Regions from separate parts of the Homo sapiens genome. Here regions 1 and 3 are each linked to region 2. A link is a contact called in ENCODE Hi-C or POLR2A ChIA-PET data. All regions are on one chromosome and are shown on one strand. The core of a region is the stretch at or near the end of the contact, and the rest is flanking DNA. Distances in the headings are between cores, read along the strand shown.

Region 1 (3,815 bases), core at 206-2,705, 180 kb before region 2:
GATATCATTGGAACCCAGGAGTTCAAGGTTACAGTGAGCTATGATTACACCACCAGTCTGAGTGACAGAGCAAGACACTTGTCTCTATTTTTTAAAAAGCCAGGACAGATGGCACAGGACATCTGATCTGATGCATGGGGAACAACACACCAAGTCAATGGCGCTGATGCCCAAGAATGCATGACCTGAATCCAATCATGAAGAGAAGCAGACACACCCAGACTGAGACAATTTATACAATAATGGACCTATAAGCTCTCAAAATGTCAATGTCATGAAAACAAAGAAAGGCTGAGGAACTGTTTCAGATTAAAAGGACATGAAAGAGGGCCAGGTGCAGTGGCTCATGCCTGTAATCCCAGCTACTCGGGAGGCTGAGGCAGGAGAATCGCTTGAACCCAGGAGGCGGAGGTTGTAGTGAGCCAAGATCACACCATTGCACTCCAGCCTGGGGGCGACAGAGTGAGACTCTATCGCCAAAAAAAAAAAAGATTATTGGGACAATTGATGAAGTATGGTTACAGACTGTGGATTTGACAACAACATTGGATTAATGCTAAGTGACCTCATTTTGACAACTGTTCTGTGGTTACATAAGGGAATGCCCTTGTTCTTAGGAAATATGCTGATATATTTAAGGGTAAACAGACATGGTATCTCAAACTTACTCTTCTAATGGCACAGGAAAAAATATGCATATATACTATCACACGTAAAGAGAAGTAGAACAAATGGAGCCAAATGCACACAGTTGGTAAATCTGGTAAAGAATATATTGGAGTTCCGGGGGTTTTCTGCAGTTTTTTAGTAAATTTGAAATTTTATCAAAATAAAGTTACAGAAACTTTCAAAAAAATAAAACAAATAGTTTCACTGTTTCCTTCCTTTTCTGTTGTGGTTATAATCATTTCGGAAATAGTTTCATAGCCCAAGGTAATTTCTATTTATAAGAAATGGACTTTCACTATGATCGTGCCACTGCACTCCAGCCTGGGCGACAGAGCAAGACCTTGTTTCAAAAAAAGAAAGAAAAAGAAAATGAACTTTGAATTGTCTGAGATTCAATCCGTTTAACATCTAAGATTTCGCCATCAGTGAAGGACTTAGGCAATTAAACCAGGTTAAAACTTCAGGCAGTAGAAGACACTAAGAACCTGGCATCCAGAACTTGGGTTCACTAAGGGTATACATTTTGCTGAAGAGGCGTTGTCTGTCTCTGGGAAACTGCAGTCAGGAAGGGGAAGGCACCAGGATCCGGGACAGGCCTCTCTACTCTGGAGGGACAGGAGCTGCAGAGGGTGTAAGGAATGGACGGGAGAATTGCACAGAAGCCGCGGAGTGTGGGGATGTGCAGAAAGGAGAAGTCTGGGTGAGTGGCTCCCAGATTCGTGGTCTGGAAGGTTGAGCACAAGCTGGAGTGTTATTCACTGAAACGGGCTGGCAGGAGGACGACTAAGAGGAACAGAAACCTTGGTTTTTCAGGTCTCGGCTAACACTATTATTAGTCTGTACAAAGGTAGTGCAGATAAAAATTAATGTCAAAAATCAAAGTTGTGGCTGGGCACGGTGGCTCACACCTGTAATCCCAGTACTTTGGGAGGCCGAGGTGGGTGGATTGCCTGAGCCCAGGAGTTCGAGACCACATGGGCAACATGGCGAAACCTGTCTCTACTAAAAATACAAAAATTAGCCAGGCGTGGTGGCGCACGCCTGTAATCCCAGCTACTCAGGAGGCTGAGGCACAAAGAATCGCTTGAACCTGGGAGACGGAGGTTGCAGTGAGCCGAGATCACACCACTGCACTCCAAGCCTGGGTGACACAGTGAGACTCAGTCTCAAACAAAATCAAAGTTGCATGATTATTTTTAACATAAGAGCTTAGGCTCATATGATAGGCCATGACTTTTGAAAAGCTCATAAAAAGCATGTTGATATATTTTTTTGTGGGTTAGAGGCTGAAGTGCGACCCCAAAACAAGTCACTACAAGTGAAAAGGTGCTGTAGCCTGGGGTCTGGGCTGAAAGGACATCCTCCTTTCTGGTGGGGCAAGCCATCGGGAGTCCTGGCGTAGCTGTGGCCGGGCCCGGGAGGCCAAGGGGGAGCCAAGGAGCTGCACCTACTTGTCACATGACCAAACATCACTCTCAGGTCACGTGCAGTGAGAGAACACAGCTGGGCAGGAGCGAGCCTGGGCACTGCAGAGCCCATCTGCTCTGTCCCTTCAACATCTGTGCTGTCTGCCCGACAGGGAGACCACACTGGTGCTGCTGCTCCGGAGTCCAGCAGTCCCTCAGCTGCTGCTTCATGGGCTGTGTGGCCCGGTGAGTCAGCCCACCCTTTGACCTTCAGATGCTGAGCACACAATGGCCATAGCCACCATCTCTGACACTCACAGGAGACAGAACAGAGGGGCTGCTGGCTCCAAGCTTCCTCTTTTCACTATTTCAAATGCACCTGTCCCACCCCCGACATGGGAAGTCCTCGCACTTGCCCTCGGGGCATTCTGCAGAGCCCTCCCGGACCAGCTGCCGGGCCTGGGCTCCCCTGCTTCTGTTTCCAGGGCACAGGGCATTCCCTCCATTCTGTACCTATGTGATGGATCCATACCCTCTCCTCTCCACATGCCTTCACCTTCGGTGGGGTCTCCCAGAGGGCAGGGTAGAGTCACCTCTGCATCCCCAGGATCTACCCAGCATGCAGTAGGTTCTACACACGTCTGCTGGCAAATGGAGCAGCCACCGTGTGTGTGTGTGTGCAGGGGAGGCAAGTATAGGGCGATGAGGAGGCAGGACTGACATGCAAGGCACAGGGGTCAGGTAACGGGAGTGCAACCCAGACGAATCAAGGCCCGAGACTGAGAACTCAACAGAGGTAACCTCTCAGCAGGAAGGAGTCCCTCTGAAAAGAAGGGGTAATGGGCAGTGGGGGGCTGGGAGAGAGCAGGCAAGGAGTGGCAGACCACCACAACCTCCCTGGAGCAGGCTGAGAGCTGGGGGGTGGCCAGTAGGGGGTGAGGGCCATTTACCAACCCTGCCCCAGAGAATGCTGGACTCCTTTTGTTTTGCATCCCCAACAAAGGGCCCTTCAGTGGGAAGAAGAAACTCCTTTGTCCTATGGAGAAAAAGCACTCACTCTACTAGCAGCATTAAGGACAAGCAGCTGTTGGCCTCCAAGCTGTCTCAGCTGCTGTGCAGACACAGAGCACTCATTAACCCTGGTGAGACTCACCTGCAGCTGCCGCAACCCCACCATCAAGGGCACGGCAAGTAAACAATCGATATCTGTAGGTGCCCTGCCTCCAACCCACACATGGTCAGTGCCACCCGCACCGTCGCAGCGGGGTTCCCTGAGAGCCCAGGACTCTAGCTCATGAGTCCTGCCCCACTACCCCGATATGCACACATGCCAGCGCATAGCTGTGGTGCCTCTCCCGCCACCATCCATACCTGCACAGCGCCTAGGTGCTGGCATATCTCACCTCCTACCTAGCCCCTTCGTCCAGGTGCCCACTCAGATCCCTCCTTCTGCAGCAGGTGGGAGAGGAGACCTGACAACGTCCGCAAAGATGAGAGGAGAACCATTTCTTCTTTCTAAAAGGCTGATGTCTCGTGTCAAAAGCCCCATCGATCAGCCTTGGCTCAGACACACCTCTGCAGTCAGGAGGCCAGAGCGAGACGCTTTCTCAACAGCCCTCGGCCGCATTCATTCAGACACTGAACAACAGAAACAGGAGTCGTATGTGCTCTAAACCCTCTGGTCTTCCAGGTTAACACCAGGACTCCCCACTGTCCAGCCTCCTTGTCCTCCTGCCTTTT
Region 2 (3,593 bases), core at 202-2,701:
AGAACTACATTTATATAATTTTTTCCAAAGAATCTCGCATGCCTCCTCTCCGCTGAATCTCCCTCCTGTTTTTAACTGGGTTAAATCTTTATAGCTTGCCTATAGAGGACAAAAACGGAAAGGTGGCAAAAAAGAAATCAAGACAGTTCTGCCATGATTTAGGGGTCTGTACCAAGAGTTCGGCAGGTCCTGTCACCTGCGCACCACAAGACGCAAGCTGAATTCTAGGGCAAGACGAAGCATTCCAACACGACACACACTGGTTTCTCCAGCGGGAAGAAGCAGAGAGCTCTAGAAATGCCGGCTGCAGACGCGTATTGTTGGAAAGGAGCCGGATCAGGCCCCGCAGCAACTCGGGGCGCCCTCGCGACAGGGTTTGCCGCGCAGCGCACGGATGACTGTGGGCCTGTCACTCCTAGCTCCAGCTGTAACCTTCGCCAAACCTTGCGCCGCACCGGCCCCGCCCGCCAGGCCCGCCCCCCGCGCCGCGCCCCGCGCCATAGGCCGGCGCGCCAGTCGCTCAGCCGGCCTCCCGGCCCCGCCCGCCTGCGGCCCTCCTCCCCCGCCCGGCGGTTTTCCCTTCCCGGGGCCCCAAAAGGACAATGCTGGAGGGGAGGGGAACGGAGGGAACGCGAGCGAGCGGCCCAGGCTGCCGGCCTGACCCCGCTGCCGGGGACGCCGGGCGCCTCCCACCGGCCGAAGCCTTCCTCCCGCGCCCACTTTCGGGGCTCTACGTCCTATCAAGTCTAAGCACCCCCGCCTCGTCTCCCCTAGAAGAGCCGCCCCGGCGCGGCGACACCTGCCCCAGGCAGGAGGCAGCCAACGGCAACCCATTGTGCGGACTCATCGTCCACAGCCCACCCGGGCGCAAGAGCCGCAAGCTGGTGTCCCGGCGTCCTGGGGTCGGGGCGGGGGTCCCAGGGCCCACAGCTCACCCGCACGCCCGGGCACCACCAGGATCGGGGCCGGTCAGGCCTCCCTCGGCTGGCCCCGGAGCCATCAACAGCGGCCCGGTCTCCCTTAGGCTGGCCCCGGAGCCATCAGCGGCGGCCCGGCCTCCCTCAGGCTGGCCCCGGAGCCCCCGGCGGCGGCCCGGTCTCCCTCAGGCTGGCCCCGGAGCCCTCGGCGGCGGCTCGGCCTCCCTTAGGCTGGCCCCAGAGCCCACGGCGGCGGCCCTGTCTCCCTTGGGCTGACCCCGAAGCCTTCGGCTGCGGCCCGGCCTCCCTCGGGCTGGCCCCGGAGCCCCACGGCGGCGAGCGTCCGGCCTCCCCGGCCCGCGCCCACCCGGCCGAGGGGCTGCTCCGCGCCCTCCCTCCCCGCCGCCTGCCCGCAGTACCTGCCGAGGCTGCCGGGCGGCGCGGCGGCCGGCGGGGGCGCCTCTCCTCTGGCTCCGAGGGGCTGCGGGCGGCTGCCGAGCGCCGGGCGGCCCTGGCCTGCGCCTTACGTAAAGCGGCGGCGGCGGCCCCAGCGCCACTCCGCGGAGGGCGGGAGGCGGCGCGCCGGGAGCCGCTCCGCTCCGTTACCCGGCAACTGGCCTCAGCGCCCCGCCAACCAGGGGCGCGCTCCATATCCTTCCGCCCGGGTGCCGGGATTACATCAGCGCCGGCCGGTCCCCGCCCCTGCCCCTCCCTCCGGCTGGGCTGCGGGCGCGCGCGGGCGGTGGGCCGCGGGCTGACGGCGCGAGGGGACAGGCCGGGGCTGGTGCCTGGCGGGTGGGGGTCTAGGGCCCGGGACGCGCCGTGCAGCTTGGCCGGGGCGGCGGAAGCCGCTGGGAGGTGAGAGGGCAAGCAGTAGAGAGGGCAGGCAGGAAGCGGGAGCCCCCCAGCGTGCTGGGCGTCGGAGAGGAGACGTCTCCCGCGGAGGGGCACGTGGGACTGCCCTCGGCAGAAGCCCCCGAACTCTGCCGCCGCGCCCCGCCCCCGGCCCGCGCTGGGGAAGTGGGGCTCGGCGTGCACGGCCCCGCCCGCGGCCCGGTGCAGCCCCCGCCTTCCCGGGCTCGCGCGCCACCTGTCCGCGCCCCCTCCTCGCCGCGTCCTGGGATGGCTGGAGTAGGCGGCTTAAAATAAAGACTTTAATTTTTTGTTGTTGTTGTTAAGGAACCCAGAAGACAAGCTAAAGAAATGTGACATGGCTCTTTTTTTATTAACTAGGCAAAAATAAATTCTGGAAGCTTCGAAAGTGGAAACCAAAAATGTGCATTAACCTTTTAATCAAAGTGTCTTCACAGCCACCTACCTTCCCTAAATGTGACTCCTAGGCCTGTTCTAAAAAAGCAAATAAGTATCATGGACCTGGAAAAGGAAGGGAGATTACTTAGAAGAAAGAGGTCCAATGGGAGGAGTGACTTACCTGGGGTCATTTGTTCATTTATGCAGCACCCACTAGGTGCCAGGCACTATGCTTTTCTGTTCAGAACCTGTTGGAGAATTTCCTGCACCAGCTCACGGGCTTGTGGGAGAAGCAGATGCTGAAACACTGGAGAGGGGTCATCTGCTGAGTTGGCTAGATGCTCCATGCATCCATGGAAGGACAAACCGAGGAACTGTCGCTTACGTACTATCTACAGAGTGTTTTTTCTGCGAACATATCTTTTTGTTCTTTACAAAAATCGTGGGACAAATCTTTGTCATCCGCATTTAACTGGTGAGGAAGCTGAGGCTGAAAGAAAGTGATTTCACCCAAGCCTGGCTGCTACCGAGTGGACAGGGCCTTCTGACCTTGCTAAACCACCTCTTGCAGGAGACAGAATGTGAACCCAGGCTCCTGGCTCTGAAATATGGGGTTTCGTTTCCTTTACACTACTGTCTCCCTTAACCAGTTTGCTTCTAATTGTATTCTCTGAGCATTCGCTCAGGTGAATGTATATCGTCATAAATCACACGTTCATTCAGTCAGTTTCTTCTGAGTGCTTGTTGTGGACCTGGCTCAGTGCCGGGAACGCACAGTCCCTGTGCTCCTGGAACTCAAACTCTAAAAACAGTGTCGAGAATGGAAAGGGTATGGGAAATCCAGGGCCACTTGGGAGTAGAGGAGGGGAGAGTAGCAGAGCTTCAGAGCCTAGTTCACAGGTGCCTCCAGGCTCCAGGATTTCACAGACCAAAGTATGGGGGATTTGCAAAGGATGGTCAGCTTTTGATTTTTGCTACATTGGTGACATATCTGTCATCTACATCATATTTTACAAAAGAGTATTAACAGCAAAATTTTTTGAAAAGTAATAACAGTATATCTCAGTTCTGAAGAAAGGAAACACGGTTGGCACCTGTATAGTGACACACACACACACACACACACACACAGAGTTTATTGACCTTTTTTTTTATTACTTTGCCACAGACCAGTTTTTATACTAGTTCTACCATGAACTAGTAGAACCTGAAGACTTCTTGGAAGAAGAGGTTTTTAAGTAGGAATTATCTTGTATTAATAGGATTTGGAGCTGGTGGGGAAAGATGACAGATTAGGGAAAGAAAGTGTCTTGTTTACTTTGTTTTCTTAACAAAATAGCCTCCTGTCCTCCAAATTATTTTGATAAAAATCCTAGGAGTCTCAGCTGACTCCAACCTTAGGGCCTTTGCATCTGCTGATTTCTG
Region 3 (3,676 bases), core at 534-3,033, 140 kb before region 2:
GCAGGTGCCATCTGTATATCCATAATGCCAGGGCAAAGTCACCAGCAATATTAACAAACTGTTTGCACAGAAAAGGCATAGTTACAATGTTCCATCTCAGGTCACTAGAGCTAATTCTAAGATGGCCAAAGCAGGAGTAAATTACAGTCAGGCAACATAAAAACATAGACTAGACATTAACATGCTGCGATGTGCCCAGTGCGTCCCATGTATGTACATTTCCTCCCCATTTAATCCCAACAACCCTCAGAAGCATGAACTTGTTCCTATTTCCCTGTATCCTTGGACAAACCACTTAACCACCCCTTGCCTCAGTTTCCTCACATGTAAATGAAAACTCACGGTACTTACTTGAATTAGTCAGCTTTCAGTGCAGGATACAGAAACCCAGCTAATTTTTGTATTTTTAGTAGAAATGAGGTTTCACCATGTTGGCCAGGTTGGTCTCAAACTCCTGACTTCAGGTGATCTGCCCACCTCAGCCTCCCAAAGTGCTGGGATTACAGGCATGAGCCACCGCACCCGGCCCCCTCATATTAACTGTTTACAAGAGGTGCCATTACCCCATGTCACTCAAGTACACACTGGCGATCGCAGGGGCTAAGTGACCTCCTCAAGATCACACAGTACAAAAATGGCAGAACTGAGGTTCAAACTTGGGTCAGAGCAGCCCCTGCTCTCAACCACCAATATTCTTCTCTGCCTGTGAATTACACTTGGTGCCAGGGTGAACCAGACACAGGCTCTGCCCCCAAGGAGCTCCCAGCCAGGTCGGGAAGTGGTCCGGAAAAATCCATCATTCCAGTTCTTTAAACACAGCCAGGTGCCCCCACCTCCCAGCCTGCCACAAGCTGTTCCCTCTGCCCCACACCTTCACTGGGCAAGCTCCTGATCCTTCAATGCAGTTCAAACACTTCTCCTTAGCAAAGGGCACTCAGATTATCTGAGAGATCCGTAAAGGGGCTACACAAGAGACGATGTACTTGGTCAAATCTAATTCTCAACTTCCAGACCAATGTGGATTAGGAGATTAAACCCCTGGCTTCACAAAGCCCAACCCTATCTTCTGTGGAAAATAAACCCACCACAAGCATGTTACTGACTTTCTCTTACACTTGCTGTCTGGGTTTCTAAATAAATACTGTTAATCTACACTGGGCTCATATGATCCCTTAACATGGTCCCACTCTTCTACACAAATGAAAATCGTCCTCAAATTACATTAGTAAATTTCCTTCAAAGAAGCAAATCCCAACACTTATTCTCAAAGGCTGGGTGATTCTGTCAGCCCCTCCCTGGGGTATCTGGCAATGTCTGGAGACATTTTTGGCTCTCACAACTTGGGGAGTGCTGCTGGCATCCCGTGGGTCGGAGCCAGGGAAGCTGTAAGGCATCCTCCAATGCACAGGACAGCCGCCCACAACAAAGACGCATCTACCCCAAAACATCGGCCAGTGGGAGAGACCCTGCTCTTGACTTCAGCAAGAGCTTGACTGAAGCAAGCACAATATGGGAGTGAGAACTAGAGAAAGCTTTAGAAAAAGTATTTTTTAGAAATGATAATGTTTCTGTTAGAACCACAGAAAGCTACTACTTCCGGAGTGCCAAGAAGTTAAATGCTCTATTTGATCTCTAACCTTATACAGTAGTTTTATCCCCTACTTAAGGCTCAGAGAGGTAACTTGCCCAAGGCCCACAGCGATTAAATAGGAGGACTCACGAGAAACCCAGCCAGCATGAACTCCTGAACCAGCACTCTCGGCTGCGGTGCCACCCCCTCCCCACCCACAGTAACAGCACTTGTGCCCGCCCCCATAGCCCGTGAAATGCCTTATCTGTCTGCCCCATCAGACTATGAGCGCCATAAGGGGAGGGACTCTCTCTAAAGCTCAGGCTGGAGTCTGGGACAGAAGTGCTCATTACAGTGTGGGTGAAGGACAAATGCAAGCCGGGCCTGCGCTTCTGGGAGGCTGTGGTCAGGCTTGGCCAGCCCTCCTGTCACTCCCCTGCTCCCACCTCATCAAGCAGCCAAGGTCATCCCTGCCCGTCTCCACCCTTCCCTCCGAGCATGTTCTCCTAGACTACACTGTTCACACGTCCTTCCATAACCCAGAGACTGATTCACTGAGGACAAGGAAACCAGAAGGCAAGAGAGTGAGGGGACAAAGTGGGGAAACAGGATGGCTCAGAAGCCAGGGCTGGGAACCCCAGAGGACCAGCTCTAGCCCCAGCCCTGCCCTCAGCAAAGACTCACGATGCCCACAGTCCTCTGGGTACCTGCTGTGGGCCAGGCCCTGGGCTGAATTGATGAACATTCACTGTAACTCCATTTACTCACCTGTAAAATGTTTAGTGAGCTCTAAAGATTCTGGCACAGAAACCCTTTCCCCTCAAAGGAACTCTACATGGAAACTCTTCTCTAACATTTTTAAGACTCTAGGACAAAAGAACCCTAGACTCTGCCCATGTCATCACTTGTTTTAAGTCATTTTTCATTATATTCCATTATCTTCCCAAAGGTAGTTCAGAGAGGCTCACAATAACAATGTCACAGCCATCACAACGAGGATAAGGAACCAAGGAATAAAAGAAGAGACACTTGTTTCCTGCAGCACAAAGCTGAGTATGACTTCCAAGAAACGGTAGCTTTAGAAATGATCTAGAAATTGCATAACCAACGATGCTTCCTTTCAAAGGGGAAGAGAATCCAATATACACAGCTCAGTCAGCTGAATCACAACGGCGGCAGAAAGAGCAACGTGGCCATGATCGCCACAAGCAACTCATACTTAAAAGTTTACTACGTGTCTGGATCTGCATTAAATTTCTCACATGCTAACCCATTTTAATCCCCACTGCCACGGAAGGAAGGGCTCATTATCCCCACTTCTCAGGTGAGGCAGCGGAGACAGAACGTGCGAGGACAAAGGTGAGCGTGTGGCGTTCGTCAACAGCATAATGGGCACACGGGCCACGCTCCTCCGCGCACGGTTCTAGGGGTGAGAAAACTGACTGGGAGGTGAAGGAACTTGTTCAAGGGCACAGAGCTGGACATGGCACAGGTCGGTTGAATTCCAAAGCCACACTCCTTCCACCATGCTGTTTCCCGGCCAAACCCATTTCAAGCAAGGTTTCCCACATTTCTGAAAACCCATCCTCAGGCCCTTCTCGCTGAGCTTCTGATTCTGTATGTCTGGATGGATCCTGAGGTCCGCGTGGAACGGGTACCAGGTGTTGTTCATAAGCAGGGACAGTTGAACACACTCGTCTGAGCACGGGGAAGTTCCGCCACACAAATCTAACCACAGCAACACCGCGATATGGCTACAGCCTCAGAAGGGATAGTGACAAGATCTCCCCCAAAGTTCCCAGGTTCCTCCCACTGAGGGCAATCGCTGAGTTACTGCATTCTGAGACCAGGAACTGTGCTCATGGTACCAAGATACCTATCTGTCAGCACATTCGAGAAGAAAGTTTCCCGACAAAACCACAGACCACACCACAGATCATCTCACTCAGGACTGGCCTTAGGCTGGTCCGAGATGATCCCCTTTAGTTGATGAAGCAACTAAGGCAGTGGTAATGTGTTGGCCACAGTCAGAGTCGCCAGCTGACTCCAGCCGGCACACCACACCATCTCAAAGGGACACCCGGTACTGCAATGTCTGACGTGGGT

Evidence for each region. A loop is a pair of places that touch in the nucleus more often than their neighbours do. ChIA-PET counts read pairs that join two places held with the same protein, here RNA polymerase II (POLR2A). Pooled maps may share reads with other maps.
Region 1: a loop to region 2 is called in a map with no recorded cell type, with 9 times the contacts of the local background. The contact joins the enhancer-like site here to the promoter of KIAA0232 in region 2. A Hi-C loop is called at or near these places in 1 of 168 maps with a recorded cell type or tissue (CD8-positive, alpha-beta T cell), 8 of 37 single-sample maps with no recorded cell type and 11 of 50 pooled maps. POLR2A ChIA-PET finds 5 or more read pairs at or near these places in 1 of 52 experiments (T-cell).
Region 3: a pooled map shows a loop between it and region 2 (2.2-fold over the local background). The contact joins the enhancer-like site here to the promoter of KIAA0232 in region 2. A Hi-C loop is called at or near these places in 2 of 50 pooled maps. POLR2A ChIA-PET finds 5 or more read pairs at or near these places in 6 of 52 experiments (CD4-positive, alpha-beta T cell, IMR-90, PC-3 and 3 more).

The regions. Positions count from the first base shown.
Region 1 is chr4:6,961,836-6,965,650 of GRCh38, reverse strand. All of the region lies in intron 2 of TBC1D14 (TBC1 domain family member 14), which reads right to left. Among named protein-coding and RNA genes, the nearest start is that of TBC1D14, 54 kb to the right of the region's middle. RefSeq lists an enhancer at 1,197-1,436. Within about 2 kb of position 1,455, at least 9 of the 41 ENCODE cell types and tissues checked have a DNase peak (open chromatin) inside an H3K27ac peak, as active enhancers do.
Region 2 is chr4:6,780,585-6,784,177 of GRCh38, reverse strand. KIAA0232 reads right to left here and starts at 1,451. Exons shown (of 10, transcript NM_014743.3): 1 at 1,337-1,451. RefSeq lists silencers at 362-1,131, 1,192-2,071.
Region 3 is chr4:6,925,403-6,929,078 of GRCh38, reverse strand. The region is part of intron 2 of TBC1D14 (TBC1 domain family member 14); the gene reads right to left. Among named protein-coding and RNA genes, the nearest start is that of TBC1D14, 17 kb to the right of the region's middle. Within about 2 kb of position 1,783, at least 12 of the 41 ENCODE cell types and tissues checked have a DNase peak (open chromatin) inside an H3K27ac peak, as active enhancers do.